4 separate regions of the Homo sapiens genome follow, and all the other regions are linked to region 3. The links are chromatin loops, found by intact Hi-C in ENCODE. Cell type or tissue: dorsolateral prefrontal cortex. All regions are shown on one strand. Region 1 overlaps G2E3-AS1 (G2E3 antisense RNA 1). Region 2 has its middle 390 kb from the start of PRKD1. Region 3 overlaps FOXG1-AS1 (FOXG1 antisense RNA 1). Region 4 has its middle 290 kb from the start of PRKD1.

Region 1 (2,500 bases), 1.7 Mb after region 3:
TTGTTTTGGGTTGATAACATTTGAAATGTGATGATCAATGTCATTTATCTTCCTCTGTTTAAAAATGTTGCAGAAATTACCTAAGATATGTGGATGCTGATGGGAGCTTGCTGATTTGGTTTGGTCTTCATTGTTTCTGAACGAAGAGTGACTATTTTATCACAAGTAAACCCATGGTTGTCATCTGTAATGCTCTCTATTATTTTTGAGTTTTTACACTGAGAATATGTTATAACAGCCATCTAAAAGGACAGAAGAAATTTAAAATTAGGCATTTTAGTCATAAATCCTGTGAACAGGAATTATTTAATAGCCTCTGCTATTTTGAAAGGGCAGCAATTGAAAAAAAACATTTTAGAAAAAGAAACAATCTAAAAAATTTAGTCAGATTTTTGTTTACAAACTGTTGTGTTATGGCTTGTCCCGTGTGAAGTTTAAGAAAAATAGTACCACACATCTTAAAAAACCAAACACCACAGTAGAGAGCAATAATGTAGAATATAGTACAAAGGTTTATTTCCAAGAGCCCACTGCCTAATTTAAATGTCTTTTGACTGGCCAATCATTTTCACTGGTATGCCAAAATGACTGGAAACAAGCTTCCTCTAACCCCTCACTCTAGTTATTAACTGAGCCAATCAGAAAAAAAAAGACCGATTTTTAATCTACACAGTAAACAGGTTCATACATTTAAAGAAACATGGCTCTCTTAGCTGCCCTTTGTTAGATTAGAGAAAAGAAATCTATTTCATCCTCAAGGAAAAGTTATTTCCTTTGTTTTCTGACATATAAAATGAACTATAAACAGCTTTACCGTAATAAATTAAAATGTCCTAAAAATCATCCCAATACTATAAGAGATTTTTATTCATTAACCATGACTAAAAGACATTCAATGATGAAAGCTATATTAGGCTAAAAAATATTGTTCAGAAAGGAGTTGCAGGATTCTGTCCTTTTTTTACTCCACGTATTATATAAAAGGAGAGCTGAAAATCATCTGGAAATAATTTTTAAGCATTTTAAACAGGGCCCCTGATATTAATTTTCTCCTCACATTTATATTAAGAAGCTAATAAAATATGGATTACATAAAGTCAAAAGATCCATATAAGCCTTCACTTGTTATATAAAGGGCCAGAACCTTATGTAATATGCATTTTCTTACTAATTCTTCAAATTTTAAATGCTTTGTGTGATAACGAGGAATACTGAATAATGGGGTTTAAATGTTTCTAAAAACTGAATATGCACAGAGCGTTTGAGCTACTATTGCCAGTAGTTTGGTGACATCTAGTGGAAATAGCGACTTCAGCCTACCTTCCTGAGTTAACTTTAAATCCTATAGCAAAGGGAAAGTGTTTAGAAGATGGCTAAATCATCAATTCCCTACCTTCTTTGCTAAGTAACAAGAGTGAGCGAATTTAGCTAAGCCTTCTGAAGAAAAATAAAATCCACCCCAATTACTGTGAACAAATCTGTTCTAATTATAAAATACACGGTCTTTGTAAAGAATTTGGAATACGCAAAAACATACAAGAAAATAAAATTATCCATAATCCTTCCACCCGCAAGTAAACACCAGTGATATTGTATGTCTTTTCTTCTAAGCTTCATAATATATTCTTGTTGGTGTTGTTTTTTTTACTAAGTTTGGTTATTATAAATATATAATTTTATATCCTAATTTTTTTAACATTATGTGAGCAGTTTTTGTATTTATCAGGTATGAAAAATAATCTTAGTTATGAGAGGCAGAGAACTATATCATCACTTATTTTTCAAAGTAGGATGCAGCAAGCCAACAATTCTGTGAATCCTGTATGGCAATCCATGAATGATAGAAAAACATGGTTCCAATAAAGTTCTTTTATTAGCACAATACACAAAAAGACCATGTTATTTATAGAAATGTTAAAAATGTGTTTTACATCTACAAAATTTTAAGGACTTACTATATTATCAGACACTAAGGGTATCGTAAATGAGTGAGACCCAGACCTTACCGTAAGACACGAGTAGTCTGATAGGGAAGATTTAAATATTGTTTAAGACAATGGAATTATGATCAGCCTGTGAACTGTAACAAAGGAGGGAGGTATTTAGAGAATAGGTAAATGGAAAATCTTCAAACAGAAGATAATGCCTGTGTAGGACTTGGAAAAGTGAGTAAGAATGAAGGGTGTTTCACATAGAAGAAAGCCTAGACGAAAACAAGAAGCATGGAATGGCCTGGTGTAGGCTGGTATCCCTGGAGAAAAGTCATCACTTCAGAAGATGTGACTAGAAAGGTGAGCAGAAGCAGATGGCTGAAGATCTTTATCATGGAGGTTATGAAAACCCACTAAAACTTCTTTTTTAGTAACATGATTACATTAGCATTTTATAAAATCATGCTGACTGAAGTGTGGAAAATGAACAGCAGAGGAAAAGACCAGCCAGTGGGCTGTTGTAGCAATTCAGGGGGGAGACAGTAAGGCCTGGACTAAGAAAAAGCAAT
Region 2 (2,500 bases), 780 kb after region 3:
CTCGGCCTCCCAAAGTGCTGGGATTACAGGCATGAGCCACCACGCCCTGTCAAATCTGGCTGAATTCTTAAATCGAATGTAGTCATGTGTCACCTAACGACAGGGATGTTCTGAGAAGTGCGTCACTGGGTGATTTCATCCTTGTGGGAACATCATAGCTTGTACTCACCCGAATCTAGATGGTGTAGCCTAGGACACATCTAGGCTATATGAAATAGCCTATGTTACCGTACTGAATACAGTAAGAAATTGTAATGTAATGGTATTTTTTATCTAAACATACCTAAAAATAGAAAAGGTACAGTAAAAATATGATATTATAATCTTATGGGACCATTGTAGTATATGTGGTCAGTAGTTGACCAAGATGTCATTCATTAGATGGCACATAACTGTGCCAGGAATTAAGAAAGAGGAGACAAAAAGAAGAAGAAAGAAAAAGTGGTAACCCTGACTCTCGCCAAAACAGGATCACACTCATCCCTTGTAGACCCACTTTTTCATGATCTCGACATAATATCCTATATTTGCTTTAAAAATAACAATAATCACAAGAATAGTGGGGAGCGGGAGAAGAGAAGAGTGTGAAATTCAAACACCCATTATCTATTTTGAACAATTCAAATTGAATAGGCCTGAAATTGAAATGGGTATTGTGGCAGTAGTCTTAATGCAAACTTAATGTTTAAGTCCTTCTCAAACTGTTTTTAAAAAATCTCCAGCATTATTTCATCTCTGACAGCTGAAGCATTCAGAAAGACTATTTGTTTCTCTAACATCCTTTTATTGGGGGGTGGTGCTGGAAAATATATGGATCAGCCCATTTTATTCCTTTAAATGTAGTCTTGTTGTTTTTTATAATGGGATTTTAATGCAGATTTATAGGGGATTTTCTTGCAACAGTGATTCAAGCTAACTTGGTATTCACAAAATGAAGACTAATACAGAAAATTCTTTTTCTACTCTTTCTTCCCAAAATAAAAATTATTTGATTTGAAAACAGGAAGTTTTGACTTTGGTTTTTCTCTTTCCTACCCTGTCTGGACACAGTGAACTTGACTGGTATTTGAGGGTACAGAGGGCTGTAAAAAGTTCACATATGGCACACAAATTATTTTGTTAGGGTGCCATCTGCTGGTATCAAACAACCAGAGCATATTTTTTCTTAAAAATTAATTATTTTTTCTATTTAAACTAGACTTAGAAATTTGACTCAAATAACTTTTTGTCCTTTCTCATTTAGAATTATAGTATAGACTATTTTCAAATGGTTGTCTGATGCATAATTCTTAAACACTCCAATATGGTAATAAAATAAGGTATAACTTTATTCTTAATTTAGGAAAATGGAGGCACAAGGCATTGCTTTGACTTACTGGTTCCTGACCTGTTTGGATTCAAGTTTCTTTTCTTTTTTTTTTTTTTTTTTTAGTTTCTATGTCTCCTTTGACATTAAAAATTTTTTTTGTCAAATTTTCCCTACAGAAAAGCAATTTAATTGTTGTGTTTGTGATTACATTGGTTTCAACATGCTTTATTCATCCATTTGCTAAACTTGGTCTCTATGCCATAGCATAAGGTGCATGCACAATTTGTTGCTTTTTTATAAAGCTAGCTTATCAGCATAGCCTTTATCATTTGTGTTCTATATTAATGTTGATCCCTGGTCTTTTCCCCACCTGCCTCTATAAGTGGTAAGGAAAAGCAACTGTTCCCCTTTTTAAAAAAAACCTTTACCACCTACTAGTTATATGTCCTTGAGCAAGTCATTTACTTCCCTGTGGCTAAGTTTTCCTTATCTGTAAGTTGCAGATAATAGCAATCACCCCAGAGTATTAAGGAGTTATTCTGAGTGTTAAAGGAAATCACAGGTATAAAGTTTTAGAATAGTGTCATAACATAATAAACACACAATAATTGTTAACTGTTTTGTCACAGTTGTTATTTAAGCATGTCAAAGAATATTAATGAGAGAATCATAACTTTACAGTAACTCCTGGGATTCTTAGCCTCTTTAGACTGAGAGATACAAAATGAACGTGTGTGTGTGTGTGTGTTTATATTTTGCAGTAGAAGAGCACACTATTATTTTCCTTACCTTCCCTCTGTCCCATTCTATGAGTGCTTAATTGACATGAAATCTCAACTTCCTAAAATTTTGTATAAACCCTTCCATAATCTGACTGTGTACTTCTTGTCCTTTATTTCTCCATATTCTCTTTTTCAAATACTGTGTTTCAGCCATAATGAACTTCCCAATTGCCTGAGTGAATCATGCTTTCACTCTTCAGGCCATTGTACATGCTTTTATTTCTTCTGCCTGAAACACCTCTCCTCTCTACCTGGCTGCTGTGTCACCTGTCACTAGCTGATACCTTCTTTATCTCTCAGCTTCCATGTTAAGAAGTCTTCAGCCAGGCACAGTGGCTCACGCCTGTAATCCCAGCATGTTGGGAGGCCGAGGTGGGCAGATTACCTGAGGTCAGGAGTTCGAGACCAA
Region 3 (2,500 bases):
AAGAAATTTATTCACAGGGACACAGAAGCAGAGAGAAAAATGTGGGCTATCTGCAGCCAGAATACTTTGGCTCTGGTTCCTAATAATAATAATAATAATAATAATAATTAATCATCACCATGAGGATATGGGAACATGTTAGAAAACTTGAATACAGCTGCCTCAGCTTTGTGTTCAGTTTGGTCCTATCTCACATTATGATTTTTCTGGATGGATAGCAAGGGAGAGCTGAGTGCATGCCAATGAGTTAGTAAATGGTGACTAGAGTGTCTGAGATTTTTGTTATTTTTAAAAGCAGAAAAAGGGAAAGAACAAGACAGGAAGATAGAGAAGATGGAGGGCTGGCTCATCAATTCTCATTTCTGATGAGATGCCTAACTAGAGAACTCAGGAGTGATAGAGAAGAGTTGCAAATAACAATGAAGACACCACAAGAGAGTCTTCTCAAATGAAGGTTGATGATTTATTGACTTAAAAATCTTTTGAATTATAAGGGATAGCAGATTCAACTTTCTGATTTTGTGCATAAGAAAACTAAGGTTCAAGAGAAGTGTTGTGACTACCTCAAATTCCCCTAGGTGTTAACAACTTGTATATTTATCTTACTATTCTAGAACTAGCTAGATAGCATGCCAGTGACCAAATTTTATAGTAAAATCTAGGAAATATTGGTGAAAAATAGAATAAACAAAATTGGTTTCCCTTAAAGTTACAAAACATGAATCCATATACCAGTAGTCATCAGCTGCTTTGCTATTAGGAAATTAAACACACACTTCAGCAAGTGCATGCACAAACTACACCCACGCACATGGCCAGCTTACAGTCACAGGGAATGAGAAGAGGTCTACTCTCTCTCTCTCTCTAACATCTTAAATGCCAAGCAAATGCCGAAATTGTTATTCTGAAAAGTTTGGGGCTCTGCAGTCTACCATTGCTAAGATTTTTCCTGTGCCCAGATAGTTCATTTAATCTTTGCTGTAAGAAGAAGAAACAGAATCCATATAGACATAGGAATTCCATTTCTTTGAATTATAAAATATTTTCAGCCAAGGTAATATAGACAGGGCATATATGTGATTACTTAAAACATGGTGTTATTTTTAGTATGTTCCCTGCTATTCACTAGATAATTATCTCCAATCAAAGTGGTTAGTTCAGATAAAAGAAAATATCAAAAATAAATTTTTTTCAATTTTGTTAAGTATTTGTGTAGAAACATATTTAGTGATAATTTGGAAAATTAGGTAAATAAATTGCAACCCCCCTCAAAATAAAATTACTTTTTAGAACTAGTTCCTTGACATGGAATTTAAAGCATTGGAAGAATACTCATAACAAACTTTAATTGCCCTATGTGCAGATTTGAGGTAAAAACCGTTGTCTCTCTATGTCTTATTACCATAATCAAAGCTTAGAATTTTTTTTATTATCAAAAGACTATTGTGTGCCCGACAGACAGTCAAGATTTATTAGAAAAGCCTCCATGGCTCTCCCCTCCAAAAACTCAGTAAACAATCCCACACCTTCACTGCTACTATTGAGCATTATGGGCACTAGATGTCGCTGCTGCTGTTAGAATGAGATTTTCTTCCTGCTTCCCAGCCCCACCTCCCCAAAAATTTTTTCCAAAGATTCTTATGGTTTTTAAAGTTATATTTTAGTGGTAGTGTTGTTGGGAATTTGATGAATGAATGATATTTTATATATTAGTGATTGCAGGTCACTTATTTTCCAGATTAAGAAAAAACTGGAAAGATGAAGTAACTTGCCTAAGGATCCATAGGAAAAGAGTGCTAGAGCCAGAGTCGGGAAAACAGTTCTCGTGTCTACACTTCACCAGCTTTTAAGAAGTAAACGTGTTCCAGCTGTGAACAATGACGATATTCATCTTTTTAAGTCAAAACCCACTGGGTAATATTTATTACCCTTTAAGTCAGTTTCAGTTTGCATTGCCCCTGATGGTCTTCTCCTTGGACACTAGGTATGTATTAATCATGAGGGCAGATGATTTTCCCAGGCTAAATTTACTTGAAAGGGTAAGAAGCCTAATAGACGGTCATTATCTAAATTAAGGTGATTCCGTGCTCCAGAAAATCTCCCCATAGAAGAAAAATGTCAACAAGCTCAGGAGACTCTCCCTCATAAAGTTATTAAAACTAAACAAGCATACACAACACCCACACACAATCCAATACAGAGGAGATCTCCAACCCAGCTTCCCTGTCAATACAAAAGAAAGCCAGTGGAGTTTTCTTCAGAAGCCTGGGGCTAGGAAGGGTGCAGAAGGACTGTGAGGGCAATCCCCAACTGCTTTCACCGACTAAGGTGAGGAGAAAGGAAAGTCATGACTGGGGGAAAAAAAAAAGAAGAAGAAGAAGGCAAGTTAACTAAGAGAGGCAACCAATCTACGCTGAAGCTTCCATAGTCCTGCTCTCTAGAGAAAACCAAAAATTCACCACCCCGCTTGACGGATTGGCAGGCAAGAGAAAGAGGGGAA
Region 4 (2,500 bases), 1.5 Mb after region 3:
TCTCTGTCCATATACACTCTCTCTATATATATAGTAGGACAAATGCTGTTTCAGTAGCATTCTTATATATGATATTTGCCCTATTTACAAACAAGAAACAAAATAAGAATAAATCAAAGTGAAATTTTCTTCCTTGGCACATTACAGGTTTTTATTCTACAGTTAGTGGAAAACTTCTTTATTTCTAAACTGTATTTACCAGATAAATAATCACATAGCACTTGAATTCAAACCTTTGATCTAAATTTCCCAGATTCCTGAGACCAAAATGTTTTCAGAAAAGAGCTTGAAATGGTATAAAATATGAAGCATTTTCTTTATAATTGTATGGTATAGTAAAAAAAGTTTAGGAATTAGAATCAAAATACTAGTTTTGAGTGCTGGAAATACCACTAATTGACTATGATCTAGGCAAATTATTAATAATTTCTAAATCTCAGTTCCTCACCTGCAAAAAAATCCAAATGGCAGGATCATTGTAAGAACCAAATAAGATATTGTGGATGAAAGTGTGTCAGGAACTATAAACCATTATACCAATAGTTATTATTATTAACATCATCTTTGTAATAAAGGAGATGTGTATTATGTTACATAGTGTTTGGGTTATTTTTGTTTTGGTTTGGTTTTGTGTTTTTTTAGATCTCTTTCATTACCCAGCACAATGCTTGGCACATAGTAGATGACAAATGTTTGTTCAATGAAAGAATGAATAAAAAGATAATGCTTCTGACCATATATATTGACAGGATGTGTGCTTTGAATTACTTTTCTAGAAGTGGTGAAGAATCTTTGTAGAGCTGGTTAAGTGGATTTTCCGTGTGCGATCCTGGGATTTTTTTTTTTGTTTGTTTTCTTCTTTTCTGTAGCATACCAACTGACTCTGACTGGAATCAAACCTATGCCCTTAGTGTCTCAGGTAGCAGTTGCTCTAACCAAGGAAGTGAATCAATCCAGACTAAAGAGAAAAGATGATAGTATATACTGAGCCTAGTCCTATAGGCTACAATGTGTGCAGGCTTCATAGGCCCACTTTCTAAATGATGAGTAAGAAAATGGGGAGGCATTATTTGCCTCTTTAAGAAAAGCACATATAATGAGCTCACACTTTCACCTTCCACCCATCAAAACAGTGAGTCAGAGAATCACAGAATGCTGCTTTCTTCCAAAGTCCCTTGTATCCAGACTTTCAGACATATCGTACCCCTCACTTCCCTAAATTTTCACCTCTATGGAATGCACACAGACATATGGGTAAATCAACAACAACCCTCAAGGAAGCTATAACCACCCAGCGTGTACATTTTGCAACTCTTTCAACTCGCTTCCCATCCTGCCCATCCCCTACACAAATCAGGTTTGAATGCCCAGGCTTGTCACCTGGTATACAAAAATGCAGTCTAACACTGTATTTATTAGCAACCCTTTTCCCTTATGTTTAATTTATTGTTACATTTTTTAAATGTACAAACAGTTATACCAGTTTTATACACAAAACCACAGGTACCGTTTTGTATCTGTCAAAATTCCAGCAGCCTGTGGAGAGAGACAGTTGAATAGATGTCCTATGCTGCCATCTAGTGCTTTTGTCAAGACACGGACTTGTTCATTTTTCTGGAAATGAGGAAACAAAGGCAGCTCAAGGCACCCAAATTCTGGAAGAGCTACTGATATGCATTATTAAACAGATGCATTTATGACACTTGGACCACATTCCCTGGAACCAAGCAACTTAACTTGTTTTCACACAATGGCAGCTTACACCCCTGCTCTTGACTGGCAAAGCTCTGGCCTACCCTGGAGGCACCTGGTTTAAATCCAAACTGACTGGGCAAGCAAAATGCCCCTCTGAGCCCCTTTCTACAGCTCCCATCTGGCCAAGGTTCTCTTGGCATGTCTCTTCCTCCAGGAGGGACAGTTTTATCTGAATGACTTGCCTATTACTTCAATTCTGATAGAAGGCACAAAGGAGTCAGATGGCTTAAAAAAATCATTATCTTTAAAATTGACTAAAACAGCAGCCATTTTCCTTATAGTGGCCAAAAGTGAAGCTTCTGAATTTGTCTTGCTCCTCAGCTCACGGGATTTGTGTCACTCGTTAGATCCCAGATCCTTTTCTGAATCCCCCCCTTTATCTTTTCTTGGATCTCAAAAGTACCTTTCTTCTCCTCAATTAATCAATCAGCACATCTCTGTGTTGCACACACGCTATGCTAAAAGCACTATATCAGACACCGGTTAGTGGGTGGATAAATCAAATGAAAATAACCTTTCCATCTGCGTCTCTGATCACTTCCTGCCTCTGGCCTCAAAGAAGCTTCACCATCCGCCTCCTTGCTACTCTTTAACCCTTTCCTCTTTCATGCTTCTTTTTCTTTTCCTTTAACTATACACAAACCTCTCTTCTAGTTAAAATAAATATAAGAACTTTACTTGAACCCTCCACACTTTCCTGCTACCAGCAAATTTCTTCCTTCCGTGGTTGTATCTTTTTGTATTT

What was found. A loop is a pair of places that touch in the nucleus more often than their neighbours do. Peaks named below come from ENCODE experiments on the same cell type or tissue, not always from the same donor. Only the 100,000 strongest peaks of a DNase experiment are listed, where the experiment ranks them.
Region 1: it touches region 3 in a loop (8-fold over the local background); 18 of 110 quality-filtered maps call a loop at or near these places.
Region 2: it touches region 3 in a loop (12-fold over the local background); 74 of 110 quality-filtered maps call a loop at or near these places.
Region 4: a loop joins it to region 3, with 6 times the contacts of the local background. A loop is called at or near these places in 60 of 110 quality-filtered maps.

Annotation. Positions count from the first base shown.
Region 1 is chr14:30,442,311-30,444,810 of GRCh38, forward strand. All of the region lies in intron 3 of G2E3-AS1 (G2E3 antisense RNA 1), which reads right to left. The region is part of intron 3 of LOC112267868 (a long non-coding RNA gene); the gene reads right to left. Among named protein-coding and RNA genes, the nearest start is that of G2E3, 120 kb to the right of the region's middle. In dorsolateral prefrontal cortex, CTCF peaks have their summits at 1,295 (motif pointing left) and 1,501; no DNase peak of the experiment used is centred here.
Region 2 is chr14:29,535,968-29,538,467 of GRCh38, forward strand. No RefSeq gene overlaps it. Among named protein-coding and RNA genes, the nearest start is that of PRKD1, 390 kb to the right of the region's middle. In dorsolateral prefrontal cortex, a CTCF peak has its summit at 1,138 (motif pointing left); no DNase peak of the experiment used is centred here.
Region 3 is chr14:28,752,858-28,755,357 of GRCh38, forward strand. All of the region lies in intron 2 of FOXG1-AS1 (FOXG1 antisense RNA 1), which reads right to left. Among named protein-coding and RNA genes, the nearest start is that of FOXG1-AS1, 11 kb to the right of the region's middle. In dorsolateral prefrontal cortex, CTCF peaks have their summits at 1,562 (motif pointing right) and 1,769; a DNase peak (open chromatin) is centred at 1,554; H3K4me3 peaks cover 790 bases; H3K27ac peaks cover 822 bases.
Region 4 is chr14:30,213,082-30,215,581 of GRCh38, forward strand. No RefSeq gene overlaps it. Among named protein-coding and RNA genes, the nearest start is that of PRKD1, 290 kb to the left of the region's middle. In dorsolateral prefrontal cortex, CTCF peaks have their summits at 1,551 (motif pointing left) and 1,752; no DNase peak of the experiment used is centred here.